Regions from separate parts of the Homo sapiens genome. Here regions 1 and 3 are each linked to region 2. A link is a loop called in an ENCODE intact Hi-C map of the cell type or tissue named here. Cell type or tissue: Caco-2. All regions are shown on one strand. Links, peaks and the distances in the headings refer to the core of each region. The heading gives the core; the rest is flanking DNA.

Evidence for each region. Peaks named below come from ENCODE experiments on the same cell type or tissue, not always from the same donor. Only the 100,000 strongest peaks of a DNase experiment are listed, where the experiment ranks them.
Region 1: a loop joins it to region 2, with 9 times the contacts of the local background. A loop is called at or near these places in 1 of 110 quality-filtered maps.
Region 3: it touches region 2 in a loop (9-fold over the local background); 1 of 110 quality-filtered maps calls a loop at or near these places.

Annotation. Positions count from the first base shown.
Region 1 is chr12:5,258,156-5,263,516 of GRCh38, reverse strand. All of the region lies in intron 4 of LOC105369617 (a long non-coding RNA gene), which reads right to left. Among named protein-coding and RNA genes, the nearest start is that of LINC02443, 18 kb to the right of the region's middle. In Caco-2, for the core only: no CTCF peak of the experiment used is centred there; a DNase peak (open chromatin) is centred at 2,746.
Region 2 is chr12:5,201,124-5,206,484 of GRCh38, reverse strand. All of the region lies in intron 4 of LOC105369617 (a long non-coding RNA gene), which reads right to left. It overlaps LOC105369616 (a long non-coding RNA gene), which reads left to right. Exons shown (of 3, transcript XR_931575.4): 1 at 1-4,819. Among named protein-coding and RNA genes, the nearest start is that of LINC02443, 39 kb to the left of the region's middle. In Caco-2, for the core only: no CTCF peak of the experiment used is centred there; DNase peaks (open chromatin) are centred at 2,986 and 3,133.
Region 3 is chr12:5,303,076-5,308,436 of GRCh38, reverse strand. All of the region lies in intron 7 of LOC105369617 (a long non-coding RNA gene), which reads right to left. Among named protein-coding and RNA genes, the nearest start is that of LINC02443, 63 kb to the right of the region's middle. In Caco-2, for the core only: no CTCF peak of the experiment used is centred there; DNase peaks (open chromatin) are centred at 2,082, 2,386 and 2,800.

The DNA.
Region 1 (5,361 bases), core at 1,316-3,815, 57 kb before region 2:
AAACAGTGACATGAAGGGACACCCTGATCCTACTAATGCAACAACCAAAACTCAGTAGACAAGTACAACCAAAGACCTATAGCCTAGAGTAGACTCAGACAGGCATGGGAGCTACCACTGTAGACCTCCAGGGCTTAGGACCCTTCTCTCCCTCTCTACTCTCCATCAGGAAAATGCTAAGTCACAGTAATTCTCGGGGACTCACTCTTATTCTTCCACCACATCCCGCTCAATCCCAGAAATTACTCCCTAACTTGGGCACCATCATCTGTGTCCTGCCTGCTTCTGCTTGCAGTGTGCTGTGGAAACTGTTGCAGTCCCCAGGATCTCAGCCCACAGGGAAGAAAGCAGACCACCAGCTGTCTCTTGGCTTTGAGAAAAGTCACTGATTGTGGCTCTCTGCTTACAGATGAATTTTGGGTTGCCTTTAACCTCTGTGGTTGCCTCTAATAAATCAACTGTCAGGCATTGTGCCCTGACGTGCACTGGTCTCCCAGATTGCCGAGACCTAATACAGGCTCTGATTTTCTGTGGTGGGATCTATTCCATGGCAAGAGTGGGGGAAAAGGGGAGATGTGAAGAAGTTTGAGTTGTTGTAGGTTTCAGGGCAGCAGATACATTGAGTGGCCTGCTTATTTTGTCTTGGGACACAGAGGCGATGGAGGGCTTCTGTTTCTCAGACTTAATATCTACATTTTACACAGGGTTGAAAATAGCCTTACTTGACATAAACTAAAGTTCAAACAAGGAGCCAGGCAGCAACAATTCTGGGAATTTTTCCTAAGCTGTGCAGACACAGAATGACTTCTTTTGGAATTTGATGAGAAATAGAGGAACTAGAAACCAATGGTATGAAAATATCACCAACCCTGAAGATTAATGCTGCAACAGAGCTGTCATCCTCTGAGAATCTGTAGAACTGGGCTTGAATCCCAGCTTGGCCACTAACCTCAGCTGGGCTCTCTGCATTTCTTGATGATCCCTTTATACCCAGTGACTTCTCTCCTTAAGTCCATTACTAGACCCCACTCCACACTTGCAGCACCGCAAACTTGATTCTACTTTCTTAAAAAATGAAGCCCTTGAGAATAAAATCTTCAACTTCCTACCCCCTCCACTACCACACTCCTTCAAATTTATCAACTCTTTCTTTATGTTCAGCTTCTCACCTTTGGGGTCGGTAGACGAGGTGTCCCTTTTTGGTTCCCAGTTCCCTAGTGCTTGTGGCTCTTGATGCCATCCTTCCCTGCTCCCGTAGAAATTTATTTCAACAACTGCCTCCTTCTTTACTGTGTCTACAACCTTTTATTCTCTCCTGGCTCTTTGCCCTCTGCTAACAAACATGCCTAAGTCTCTCCCCTCTTCATAAAATCCCTCTGTTGACTCTAAGTCCTCTTCCAACCAACAACCAGTCTCTCATCTTCCTGAAAAAAATCTTGTTTCTGGAATAGATGCCTACACTCATTGTCTCCACCACTTCACAACCTAATGACTCCTCAACCCACTTTCAGTCTGATCTTCCTCACTGGTCCATTTAGGTGGCCCTCGTCAAGGTCAATATGGGGCCAGGCTCATTCTGCCACACCCGTTATGTTTGTCAGCCCTTTGTTCTCAGAAATCGTTTCTGCATTTAACATTGTGATCAAGGATATCTACTCACTTGCTGTCTGTGGGACTTCTCTTTTGGTTTGGCTTGTACCTCTCCAGTGATCTCTCTTTGTTCATAGAAGACACCTCAACCTCCCCCTTAAATATGCTCTCCTCAAAAATAAGGACTTCATCCATTATTATTCTTTCGGTAAATTTTTTTTTTTTTTTTTTTTTTTTTTTTTGAGATGGAGTCTCGCTCTGTCGCCCAGGCTGGAGTGCAGTGGCACGATCTTGGCTCACTGCAAGCTCCAACTCCTGGGTTCATGCCATTCTCCTGCCTCAGCCTCCCAAGTGGCTGGGACTTCAGGTGCCCGCCACCGCATCTGGCTAATTTTTTGTATTTTTAGTAGAGATGGGGTTTCACCGTGTTAGCCAGGATGGTCTCGATCTGACCTCGTGATCCACCCGTCTCCGCCTCCCAAAGTGCTGGGATTACAGGTGTGAGCCACCGTGCCCAGCCGGTAAATGTTTTTTGAAAGGTCTTACTAACTCCCTGTATTAAGGACTCCATGCATGTTGAGATCATTCTCTCCAGCCCTAATCTCTTTTCGGAGAGCACTCTTGCCCTCCAGCTGCCTCTGGTCATAGCAGAACTATCCTTTCTCCCTGACTTTCTCATCCTGTTTCTTGTTCCTCTATCATCCCACTTTCTCAACCCATAATTCTACCATCCATCTTGTCACCCATGTGAGAAACTCGAAATCATCCTATACTCCTTTTTCTTCCCCATCCTCCACATCTAATCAAGTCCAGCTTACTTTGCCTCTTAAAGGGCTTTCAAATCTGTCCCTCTTCTCTCCACTTCTGCTTCAGCTGCCCTCATTCAGATCCTCATGAGGTCTTACACAGCTCATTGACATCAGCTACCTTTTGAAATCCTTCTTTCCATATTAGTCCTTCAAAATCCACTCCCCAAATGAAAGCAGAATGTTCCAATTAAATGTAAACATGTTACTCCCCTGCTTAACCTTCAATGACTCTCTGTTATCTATAAAAATAACTCCAATCTCTTTGCCAAGGCATAAAAGGCTTATCTAATCTCATCTCCTGACACTCCCCATTCTTGTGCTATGTGTTCCCATGTTGTCAGACTGCTGGTGATTCCCCCATACTCACCTTTGTCTTGCACACCTGTGCTTTTGCACCGAATGAGATCTTTTTCCCTTTGACTGCCTGGCTAACTCATTCTCCTCCAGAAGAAAATTCAAGCTTCATCTTCTCTGAGACATTTCCTCCAAATCTGCAGGTTGGACTCAGTGGTCTCCTCTGCCCTCACAGTCTCTCAGTGTTAATATCTGCCTCTCTCTCTCACTTACTTTCCCTGCCACCTTATATCTACCTGTTTCGTGGATGTGTTTGTCTCTCTCACAATATGATAGGCTGCTTAAGAACAGGGACTAATTCATCATTGTAGTCTAGTAATGAGCATATGGTCTAGGCACAGGAGGCACTTGATAGATGTTTAAATGGAACAGAACTATCTGAGTGACCCTTAGACAGTCTCCTCCCCTACCCGGGCCTCCGATTCTTCATCTGTAAATGAGAAGGGCTGAATTACATGTTCTCCATTAAAAGGTTTCTTTCTTCTATAACATCCTGTGGTTTTGTGTGATTCTGAGCAGGGAAGTGTTGGCAGGGCAGAGTTGTCTAAATGCCTTCTTTTTTAGCCTACGGCTTCTGTAGTAAATTTTTTAAAAAGCAGATTTAAAAATAGAACATAAAATAGCTGACACTTGCCATGTGCTGCTTGGTGTAGGCACTGCTGAAGACCCTTTGAATGTAATAACTTATTTGATATTCATACCTACCCTATGAGAGGGTATTATTGTTATCCTCCTTTTCATTTGGGGAAACTGAGGTACAGGGTAACCTTACTAAGGTTACCTGAGTAGAAAAAGGCAGAGTGCAGGCCTGAATGTCTGGCATGAGAGCCTGCACTCATAACAATTAAACTATAATACATATATAGACACATAGATTCAGAGATGCACAGACAGATTGATTGCCATGACTAAGAGAGAAGGGGAGTTACAAACCCCCTCCTCCCTCTGTTACTCACTCTCTGATGCCCACGTGGAGCCTGACTTAGCTCAGCACCTGGAAAAGCAGTTGCCTAGTGGTATTTAAGCCACCCGTAGCCTTCTAGGCATCGTGTTGGCAAAAAAAGGAAGAGTTTGTAAAATTGGACTTTACAAGGAGTCTTTGGGCATAATGAATTCCTCCTGCATTTGTCATCATAGTGCTAATTAGGCTACATTTTGTGGGCTTTAAAGTGGCTCTGGCCAGAATTTCCTAGATATTTTATCGTAATTTAGCATTAGTCAGGCTTGAGTTAATGGACACAGGTGGCTTTATTCACCCCGGTTTGGGCCTCGTCATTGCTATTACATCTTTTGATATTCATCCTCGTGACACTAATCAGCAAGTATTGATTTAGACATTGTACATTTCCATAGGAATTCCATTTTAATTCAACATTAGAGTGCCATTAAAATGTAAAGGAAAGGGCACATGAAAGTCACCTTAAAGCACTGCTGTCTTAGGAAATCTGCTGGGTTTAACCATTCTGCCATCTCCACTTGGGGTAGGACAAACGCCCAGGCACGAGGGAGGGAGTAGCCTTCCTTTTGATTCATCCTGAGGGCCGGTAGCTGCTTTATGGCCCATTGGCCAGCGTTTGGAGAGTGGTGATGACAGTGGCTTGGGATGTGGGGGGGACACATTCTTTTGTCTCTGCCCACTGAGGATTCTGGTGGAGCCGGCATCCGCTCACAGCATCCTCACAGCAAGACAGCAGTGGGGAAGGAGGGGGTTGATAGGGGAATGGATAAGTAAGTCCAGCCTGATAGTTGGACAGAGAGAATGGAGTGGGGATGCAAATGCTTTCTCATCTGGAATCTTCCCTGCCCCCAAAAGTAAGGAATCTCAAGGAGGTTCATGGGATTCAACTGTGTCTTAAAAGTCCTGTGTTTCCTCTCTATTCTCTCTCTGTAAAACTGTATTAGTCAGGATTCTCTAGAGAAACAGAACTAACAGGGTGTGTGTGTGTGTATGTGTGTGTGTTAAGATATTTATTATAAGGAAATTACTCATGTGGTTATGGAGGTTGAGAAATCCCAATATCTGTAGCTGGCAAGCTGGAGTGTCAGAAGAGCCAATGGTGTAAGTTCCAGTCTGAAAACCCGGGCTCAACAACCAGGAAGAGCCAATGCTTCAGTTTGAGTCCAAAGGCGGGAAAAGGCTGACATCTCAGCTCAAGCAGTCAGGCAGGAGGAGGTCCCTCTTACTCACAAGTAGGTCGGTGTTTTTGTTCTATTCAGGCCTTCAGTTGATTGGATGAGGATGCCTACATTGGGGAGGGCAATCTGCTCTACTCAGTCCACTAATTCAAATGCTCATCTCATCCAGAAACACCCTCATAGTCACACCCAGAATCATTTTTGACCAGATATCTGGGGACACTGTGACCCAGTGAGGTTTACCCATAAAATGAACAATCACAGAGACCAACAGACAGGCTTTCTTGGCTTGTTTACCCCTTCTATGTCCTCATATCCTTGGCTTGCCCAGATCATATTGTCAGCACGCTTCCCTTTCCATGAGGTATTCTCCCCTGGGCTCAGGAATGTTAAACATTGCTGTCAGAAACCAGAAGCTAGCAGGGAGGTAAGAAACAGATTTTCCCTCAAAGCCTCCAAAAAGGAACCAACC
Region 2 (5,361 bases), core at 1,669-4,168:
TGAATGCAAAACCATGAAACTAGTATTTTGGTACAGTGTATAGGGAAAACACAGCTCATGATGAGCTTATGATTTACATGGGGAAAAAAGAAAGTTGCAGCCAGTTACTGGGGATGTTTAAAGAGCAAGCGTAAGAGCTGATAAGTGTGTAAATCTCACTGCTCAAGTGAATAGTGATGTGAAATGAAAATAATTCACATAGCCTTTAAGAAGTTACTCAACTTTCTGGGTCACGCCTGTAATCCCAGCACTTTGGGAGGCCGCAGATCACGAGGTCAGGAGATCGAGACCATCCTGGCTGACACGGTGAAACCCCGTCTCAACTAAAAATACAAAAAATTAGCCGGGTGTGGTGGTGGGCGCCTGTAGTCCCAGCTACTCAAGAGGCTGAGGCAGGAGAATGGCGTGAACCCGGGAGGCGGAGCTTGCAGTGAGCTGAGATCGCGCCACTGCACTCCAGCCTGGGTGACAGAGCGAGACTCCGTCTCAAAAAAAAAAAAAAAAAAAGAAAGAAAAGAAGTTACTTAACTTTCCTGACTCAAACGTTCTGGAGATTATTCAAGTTGGATACAACTTTAGAAATTATTCTTTTTATTTTTTGAGGTGGAGTCTCACTCTGTTGCCAGGCTGGAGTGCAGTGGCGTGATTTCAGCTCACTGCAACCTCTGCCTGCCCGGTCAACATAGGGATCATCCACAAGAAGTGGTCGTGCAACCTCTCTTGAGCACACTCAGAGATGGGCGTTTGTTGCTTTGTAAGCCACCTATTCCACTGGAGAATTATTACAATCGATTATCACACTGTTACTTTACCAACACCTATGCCTCTAACTTGGTCATCTTCATCCTTTTGAGACATTCAGGTAAACACGGAAGATCTAATAACCTAAAAGCACTGTAGGAGATGGCATGGTCGTCAGGTAAGGCCTGGGAGAAGTGGGCAGCAGTCTCAATATTTCCCCAGCACCCTCCAGCAGCTGCCCTCTCATCAATTGTCCTCCATGTTACCAGCTCATTTTCTCTTATTCTCTCTGTTTTCTTAGTGTCATCCACAGACACTAAACTATGTGTCACTACATTAAAATTCCTTTTCATAAGTGCTCAGTTTTTCCTCTTCCTCTTCCCTTCTTTACAGATCATAGCCCTCTGTGCTACAATAAAGAGATACTAAAATACAATTAACTTAAATATGATGGTTTCTTTCTGTCTCACGGAGCAGTCTAGTGCCAGTCTTGGCTAGCAGAGCAACTCTTCTGCTCCACAAGCTCACTCAGGGACCCAGGTTTCTTTCCTTTCATACTTCTTGGTGGTCCAAGCTGAGCTAACACAGTCAGCATTCCAGAACACAAGGAGCCCGAGGAGAGACTCCAAAGGCACTGCTTTTGATTTGGGTAGGCAAAGCTGGAACTGCACATGTCAATTCCACTCACCTCCATTGGTGAGAGTGGAGTCACAAGGCCCTGCCTCACCACCGGAAAGGCTGGGAAATGTAGTTTCCAGTGGGATGGATGCATGTCCAGGAAGAAAGGGCAAAGAGACGTTGGAGCTTTGGAGGAACAGTTACCAGTATGCCACACCACATTTTCTATATACTTTTTCCTTCTTTTTCTTTCCTTTCTCGCTTCTTTATTTTCCTTATCCCTTTCTCTTTTCTTTCTCTCTGGACTAGCCATAATATGGAAAGTGTATGTATGTGTATATATCTACATAAACACACACAGTATGTATAGAGAGAGCATATATATATATATATTTATGTATATATACAGTCATATAGATATATATATGCTTTTTCTGTATACACATACACACACACACACACACACACACACACACACGCTGAATTGGAAGAGCCTGAGAGGCACCTGCAGCCTGCGGAGAGGAAATGCCACCCACACAGTACTTCCCTGAGTCCATTCTTTCTCTGCTCCTCGGCCTGTGGTTTTGTCTTTCATGCAGGCCTCCCTTCCCCACAGATCCCAGGTGCAAAGAAGGTGGGACTTCTGTCAGTTCTAAGCTGTGTGCTCAGCTTGTGAGTGAATGGGCTCAAGACTCACACTGTGACAGGAGGGAAGGAGCACAAAGGGAAGAATCATCCCTCCCTCTGCACTCACTCTCTGCATTGTCACTGGCGGGCTTGATCCCCTGCCATTCATCCTAACAGCAGCCAGGCTCAACCATCTGACAGAATCTGCTCATGCTCTTATGAGCCTAATCCCTTGGGTCAAAGAGGCAGTTCCTATCACTGAAATATCAGAAACGAAATAGACCAGGAATTGCCAAAGAGAGGGATTATAGAATCCAACTTGGAAATTCAGGCAGTGGGAAAGAAGTTAGTCACGTTCCAGCTATTATGCATGCAACAAATGTCTGATATTTTTTAAAATTTGTTTTGGAGGGTGGTAGGGAATGGAGTACAAAGATGATTTCTTTTTAAATTCTTCAAAATGTTACCTTCATAAAGAATGAACAAATGTCAGGGACAGGCACATCTTGGACTGAACTTCAAGTGAACTGATGGCAGGCCTCACCGTTCTGAAAATATAAAAATTGAAAGCTGCCAGGGCTCAGAGCAGACCATGCATTTGCATCCTATTTAAATAATGTGCAAGAATCTTTGGTTGAATGAGGAGTTTTTAGCCTTGTCAGAGAACTTTGGAAGTACTTAGAATGGAACTGCCAAGGATACCCATGGGCCATGTCACGCGACAGCTTGAAACCAGCCCAAATGCCCTCAAGGAGACATTCCCAAACCTGCGAGAGAAGAGCCTTCTGCATTTCCACGGCAAGCAAGGTACACCTGTCAGAAACTTTCTCTAGGTGCATCTGGTCTAAAGAGTAGTACTTTCTGGTGCTTGAATTATGAGACAGAATCTCCTCTTGCCATCTGCCAGGGTAGTTCAGCTGCTGAGATTCACATTTTTGCCAAACAGTTCCTACAGTCTAGGGCCTAGGGTTCTGCCCTGGTATGTTCTCTATCTGCACTGATATCCTGGGTTTACCTACAGGGAACCAAAGGTCACTCAAAGCCCTGAAAGATAACAGAATAAGTGTGTGTAAAGAAAATCACACACCATAACCATCATGTAGTGTATGCTCAGTCAACATTCACTGAGAGAGTTAAAAGGAAAACTAGAGAATCCTGTCTTTGAAAAAGTATGATCCTCTTGGGTCAGTGGCCAGGCCATATGGAACTCTACAAAGCGGAATTAATTCTACATACTAGATATACAAAGCAACCATTTATTATTACCAAATTCAACTTGTAACCTGAGATAAGGTCATCTGGATGACCCAGGTAGGGGAAAAACATAGAAGAATTACTGTCAATTCTGATGTGTATTAAAGGCAATGTTGTTTTGTTTTGTGTATACCCTGATCACTGCATAACCCACACCTCCTCAAACGGTTTGGAAAACTTCCTGATGAATTGGCCCCCACGCATCAGGACTGAAGAAAAGTTTTCTGTTAGGAGTGTTAGGAGTGTGCCTGGAAGAAAAAGAACACCCCTTGTCTATAGAGATAAATCATTTCCATCAATAAATGGACTTTGGTGGCAGATTAAAGATGGCTTCAAATTATAGGACACTCCTGCTATTGAGCAATGGCCTCTATTTCCCCTTCTCTGAGTTGAGGTGGCCTGTGGCTACTTTGACCAGTAGAGCGTGGTGGAAGTGATGCTATGCTACTTTGGGGACTGGCAGGTCCTGCCTTGGTCTTCAGGCCCTGAGCTGCCCTGTGAAAGATCCAACTACACTGCTAGAGAGACACTTTGGGGCTCAAAGAGAGGCAGAAGGACCAGGTGAGCCCAGCAGTCCAGCTGTCCCACCAAGGCCCCAGGTGAATGAGTGAAGCCGTCAGATGCTCCAGGCCAGTCCAGCTGCCAGCTGAACGCCACTGAATGACCCCAGCCAATGCCACATGGAGCAGAACAATTGACCAGCCAATTCCTGCTCAATGTCTTCACCCACAAAGGACTCATAAAGACTGGCTATAGTTTTAAATCCATTAAGTTTTAAAGTTTTCACACAGCCATAGATAACCTGAAAACCATATGTATGGTTATAAAATTGAATTAGCATGAAGTGATAAATTATGAATCTCCTACAGCCATAGGGACCATCTTTTTCTATTTTCAGAGCAGGGGATGATCTGGTGGGTTTGAGAGAGGCAGAGACAAACTGTTCTAGAAAGTTGGAGATATTGGATCACCAAAACTAAAATAAATAGCATTGAGTTCAGGCACCCAGTGAGGAAGTACTGCTCCAGGAGCAGACCTAGGTCTTGCTGTGTCCCTCTGTGACTGCAGCAGGCTCCGCCCCCCTCCACACTCCCTCGGGCTTGCAGTTCCTCCTGGCTCCCTGGAATATCAGCATCCGCAGTCCTTCTTTAAGAGGCAGCCAGCAGGAACGCCTCCCTTGCTTCTGCGCCTCCCTTGATGGGGAGGAGCCACCAAGGCTACCAGCTGCTGGCCTCCTGAGTGACAAAACCAGCAGCCATATTAGAGTGAAGAGGCCTGGTTGTGGAGGGCTGTGCGCTCAGCGTGGAATTATAGCAGTTCATTTTCTAAAGTGCCACGAGACCTGGGGATGAACCTTCCGAGAGAAGGGAAAACCACAACAGCAGTCCCCTCGTAGAGATGCAATTCATCATGGGCAGGACGGCTGGGTCTGTCAACAGGAAGGGCTCTTTTCCCTGTGACGCACAAAAGCAATCCCACGGGCTCTGTGTTGCAGCAAGAGGACCCTGAACTCCCTCAGACACCCTGGCTGTGTGCAGGGAGCCTCCGAAATCCAGAGACGGGAGGCATGCATCGCCATGTGAGCACCGAGCGGAGGCATAATGGGACTCCAGTTCCTATGCCCCCACCATATTTTCTCTCTAATTAAGAGTGGGGATAGTTTGTGGTGAGGGTAGTTTGCAGTGGGAGTGAGACCCATTTATTTTGTTTCTTGTTATTTTTTCATTGAGATGTAACTTAGAAGTAGTCTCAGGAATAAGAGGGACACTTTTGCTTCCTGGTAAACAGAGGCTAGCAGTCTACTAATAACCTGGCTAAGAGACCAGGCAAGGTAGCAGCTGCCATCCTGAACACCACTGCATCAGCTCAGCCACCTCCCAGGAGTGAGTCCAGCCAGGAGTGAGACCTTGTGACCCCACAGAGCCCACAATACCCCACAATGGAGCAGGGAGCACCAGCCGGAACTCACCCCTGCTGCCATTCCTCCTCCTACCAGCAAGCCTCTAGCGACATCTCTGAACATGGTCTCTCCCTGCTCACACTCAGCTATGCAGAGCGGGAAAAGGTACAACCTTCAGAACGTTCTGCTTAGCTACTACGCTCTAACCCGGTGGATAAAGG
Region 3 (5,361 bases), core at 1,316-3,815, 100 kb before region 2:
GTCTCAAGGGATGAGTATAAGAGCCAACATTTTGGAAGCTATAATATGACTGAATGATGAGAGTTTGTAGCATTGCACTGTATTTCCACTTTCAGTAATTTTATATGTGGCTTATTTTGAGCTCAGACCACATTTATTGTACTTTAGGTCAATTTAAGAAAAATTTTCTTAGATCAAAATCAACCATATTTGCAACATGAAATGAAGTCATCCTATTCCTTGGCCACTATTACACAAATGCTAAAGCATACAGAACTCAGAGCTTAGTGCCCTGTTTCTGGAGAACAGTCAGCCATAGGGAATGTAGGTGAGGGCTGAGGGATATACCGACACCCCTCACAATGGGTGTGGAGGCTTGGAGGTCAGGCAAGCGGTAAAACATGGTGCTTTATAACATAGGCCTGGAGCAAGACCAGAGTCAAATCTCACTTTTGCCGGTTCTAGACCTATGACTTTGGAAAAATTGTTGAACAACTGTAAAGCCCAATCTTATATCTCATGGGCTTATTCTGAACATAAATTAAAATCCTAGTCTATACCTGGCATATAGTAAACACTCAGTGATGGGTGTTATACTGGTGGTAGTTTTTAATGATGGAAGAAAAGTTAGATTTTCTGTTCTTTCTCATTGCTCTACCTGTATCCCATCCTAGTGTGCTTTTGCTCATCTATCCACCCTAACTAGGCAAAACTCACTCTTGGAATCTGCATTGGCATAGTGTAGTAGGTATGAGTCTCAGCTCTACAGCAAACCACCAGAGTTTACTATGAGGCCTTGGGCAATTCATTGAACTTCTCTGTGCCTCAGTTTCCTTAACTAAAGATAGGTAGGATAGGAAAATCTACTTCACACTATTATATAAGGATCAGATTAATCAGTACATGTAAAACTTTGGGGGCATGCTTGACACACAGTAGTCTCCCTCTCTACCCAAGTAAATGTTAGCTAATTCTCATTTTCTCTCACTTTCTGAAACACCAGAGAGTCTTCCTCCAAAGTGTGCTTTTCCTCTTTGCAGGCTCCTGCTGTTAACCTCTGTGTACTGAGAAGACCTATCCATGAGCCACGGCAGAGGTCAGGAAAGGTGGAGAGAGTATGAAGGGCACAGTCTCAGACCCCTGCAATACACAGAAGCCAGGGGTCAAGGCAGAGTCAGAAATGCAGTATGAGGCAACACCCGGAAGTCAAGAGAGGTTTCAGATAAACACTCAAGGGGACAAAAGCAGACACAACAGGCAGGACATCTGAAACCTTGAGACTGAGGCATAGCCACCCAAGGAAGAAAGCATTTTTGGGCAAGTTCTGTTTTTAGAGATTTTTCCAGGGCAAGGTCCCAAAAAGCAGCTCTATAACCATGCACAAGAGACGGAGCTTATGAATTCATTTTTTCTAATAAATACATGCTTAGTGCTTGCTATGAGCCAGGCACTGTTCTAAGGACAGGACATTTAGCAGTGGGTCAAGAAGGCAAAACTCCTTGCTCTCATGGAGTTTATATTCTGGTCAATTTTAAAAATAAGTTACTTGCACATGTCGGATAAATTTCCAAGGGTAAACTCCGAATAAAGGCTGAATTCTAAAGAAGAAAGGCAGTGGGTTAATGTTTAATTTACCTGTGCCACACACCTTCACCCCAGTCAATGTATTCTGTCTCACCCAAGACTAAATATTGTAACGGGACATTATTTTAGGTGTAATCCTGGATCTTCTCCAATTTATACCTAAAATAAACAGCTCACTTGCAAAGATGCGTACTTTCTCATTAGTAACAGAATTTTATCTTCACCTATCTCCGATCTCCTCCCACTAGGGGGTGAGTTTGGACGCAAGGTCTTAGGTCTTTTGATGTAACTTCTCACTGCTCTTGGCAGATCCTGAAAGATTAGAGACCTAGTAAAGATATCTCAGGTGATAGAGACCCTACATTTAGCTTTGGAGAAGTTAAGGGACCTGCAGAGTTGTGGAGGTTTGAGGTACCTCTTCTCCCCAACCTGGGCACTAATCACAGACTCATTCCAAAGCAGCTTTTCCCCATGGCTGGTGCCTGTGCTGAGAGGCCCAAAGCCAGCCCGTCTGCCCAGGTGCTGACCAAGCACTTTTCTGCCCAAGTTTGGAGCTGCCTTCTCAGCATGGTGATGTCACTGCTGCCTCAGTCTGACCACTGGCTCCCCAGAATCTCAAAATGATAGTGTGACTCTGTTCTGGTCTTTCGTGGAGCTGGTAGGAATTTCTGTTGTTTCTTGGTTATTATGGAAACCACTTCCACAAATAAATATTTAGATAAGGATGAGGAACAAACCCCCTCAAAAATTGCGTGTGTTTTATGTAGTGCTGAAAGTCTTTAGCTATAGTACAGAGTACAAGTTAACAGGCAATGGCCACGCCTCTCCAGAAGGAATGTAGGAATGTTCTTTCTCTCTGACCATGTATGTTCCTTTACCATCCACTCTCCATTCCTAACTTCTCCTTTCCTTCCCTTCTCCTTCCCAATTATTTTCTTATTGTTCCTTTGTTCTTTTTCTCTTTACATTTTCTCTCTCTTATTTGTCCTCCTGGCATCTGGTCTACCATCCTCTTGTCTCTCTCCTCTTCTTTCCTTTTCTTCTAATCTGTCTCCCCTTCTCTCATTATAAAAGAGTATTCAGACAACTAAATCTGTGCCTGGTTTTGGTCTGTTCTTGTCCTCGAGACCATGAGTGACAGAAGACTCTGTCCTTGGCCGCCCGTCACACCATAGGCCTGTGGCCAAGCCCCACTTCCGGTGCTTGCTGGAGAGCTGCTGAGAAGTCCTCCTGGCCAGGGCACAGATGGTGGGTGATGGAGTCCGGATGCCGAGACTTAGGGCGGGTCAAAACAATGATCACTCAAGTGTAAACTGTGCTAATTGCTGGGGACAAAGGGAGAGGCAGGCCCCAGTGGAGTACATTAGGGTGGAGTACCAAAAGCAAGGGATGGCTTCTATGGTCACAGATTAATATCAAGGGTTCTGGCCTAAGCTTCTAGGCTGCCTTTGTTTTCATTCTCATTTTATCGATGTAGAGGCTGCGCCATTTTACCCCAGCATGTAAAAGTTTATTTTGATCATTTATGGACCATTTCCCAATGTTGGAGATATTTTTCTAGCAAGACATCTCACTTAAAGCATAATAAACAGACAGACAGATAGACAATAGATATGTAATACATACAGATGCACACACAAATATAAATACAGAGAAATAAGCATACAGTTTACTATATATACACCTACCTATATATGCATTTTATTGTAAAATAAAGCAGAGAAACAGAACAGTACAAGACAAATGTGTAGCTTAGTGAATTATCATAAAGGAAACACTCCTAAATCCATCCAGATCAAGAAAGAGAGCCTTGGCAGCCACCTGAGGGGCCCCCTCCACACACCTCATTGCAGTCACAGCACCATTTCTCACTCTAGCCCTTGTGTTTATAGCTTTATCACCCAAGTGTGCATTCCTATATGTTGTAGTTTAATCTTGCACATTTTTAAAAGCATGATTTGTCTTTTACATTCTCTTTGATCTGAAGTTTCTTTCTGTCTTGCTCTTTTTCTTGCAACTTATCTGTTGATGAACCTTGCATTTGACCTGCCATCTAGCTTTTGCTGAACGCTCCTTTGTCCTCTGGGTTTCCTGCAAATTGGCAGCTAGAATGTGAATCTTGACCAGACTCAGATATGATCCCCCTGGCAAGACAGTGGTGGTGTGTTCTTTTATCAAAGCATTATGTCTGGTTTTCACTCTTCTTTTATTTGGTGTCAGTAGCCATTGATGCTCAATTCTTAGATTCATCAATTCATAGGGAGTTGGTGACATCTTAATGTATTATTTCATTTTTCTTCTAATAGCTGGACTAATTGTGTAAGGAAACACTTTTCCTCATCCAATATTTTGTTACTCAGTAGTACAGCTCATATAGGAAAGACAGGATAAATGCTTGAATCAAGATTATGAATTGGTTTCCTGTCACCCTCTGAAGGTGATCAATTGCAAATATCATTATACGTCTGTGGATTTAGAAATATTTGATAGGTTTTAATTCATTGCAATCCTTTGCCTTATTGAATCTCAAATTGTCCCCTCTTTGGCAACTGAGAACCTTTTCAAGTCGGTTCCCAAGTCCTTTTCACGACTCTAATAGTCTCTCACAGTGTCTGGTACAGCAAGATATTTCAGACTCATTTTGCATATTTTCTTGAGAATCCCTGCTTTTGTTTGCTTATTTTAAAATGAGAAACTGTATTTCAAAACCACAAGGGCATCAGAGATACTGATTGCTACTGGGTTGTATATACAGAATATGTGCATATACATGTGTTATAGGTAAATAGATGACAGATAGCTGTAATCTCCTATAAACATATATAATGAATTTCTATATTCATACTGATATTTTCAGTTCAAACTCATAACTACATGGTATTCTCTCAACTTCTTCTAAATTACATATGTATCTTCTCCCATTCATTTTTACAATCTTGGTTCTCAAGGATACCAGGAATGGTGGAATTAGAATGTCCCTTAATTATTTATTTGCTTACTACACATACAAGAGTCTCAGAATAATAGTATTATTCTACCTCCATGGATTATTATTACTCAAGGCAGAAAAAAAATTTTTATATATGTTGTCCTCAATGTCCCACTTATCTTGTATTGTACTATATTTACATTGTCAAAGCATATATCCACTCCATACTAAGATCTCTCCTGCTTTATGCTTATGTAACCTCTTTTCTACAAGTACATACATATTTAATGATCACTACTAATTCTCCTATTTCTCTCTAGTTGTTTTGGTGGCCTGAAGCTCATTCTCTAGTAACTTCCTTAAGAAGGGGCCATGGGAACAGAATTCTCTGATTCTTGAGGTTGACAATAGTGTATTTGCACATTTATACTTAAAGCTTAGTTTATAAAAATAGAAAACAATTTTCTTTCATTGAGTAAAATGACTCTATTTTCTTCTGGTGTATAAGTCTGATAAAAAGTCTGATGATAAAATAATTTTTTAATCCCTCTCAGGAATCCGCTTTTTTTGCCTAGAAGCTTGTATAATTAAAAAAAAAACTTTAGTAATATTATTAGAATACATCTTTGTAATCATCATTCTGTGTCGATATTCTCAGGTACATTGTGTACTTTTTCAATATATGGCTTCAAATGCTTTTTTATTTTAGGAATTTTCAAGAAACATTTGTTCTTTTCTCTTGTTTTGGTTTTCTTCTTCAGAAACACCTAACATTGGTGTGTTGGGTCTTCTTTAGCTATCTTTAATATTTGTCACTTTCTCTCAAATACTTTTAATCTCTTCATTTCTTTCTGATTTAAGCTTTTTTC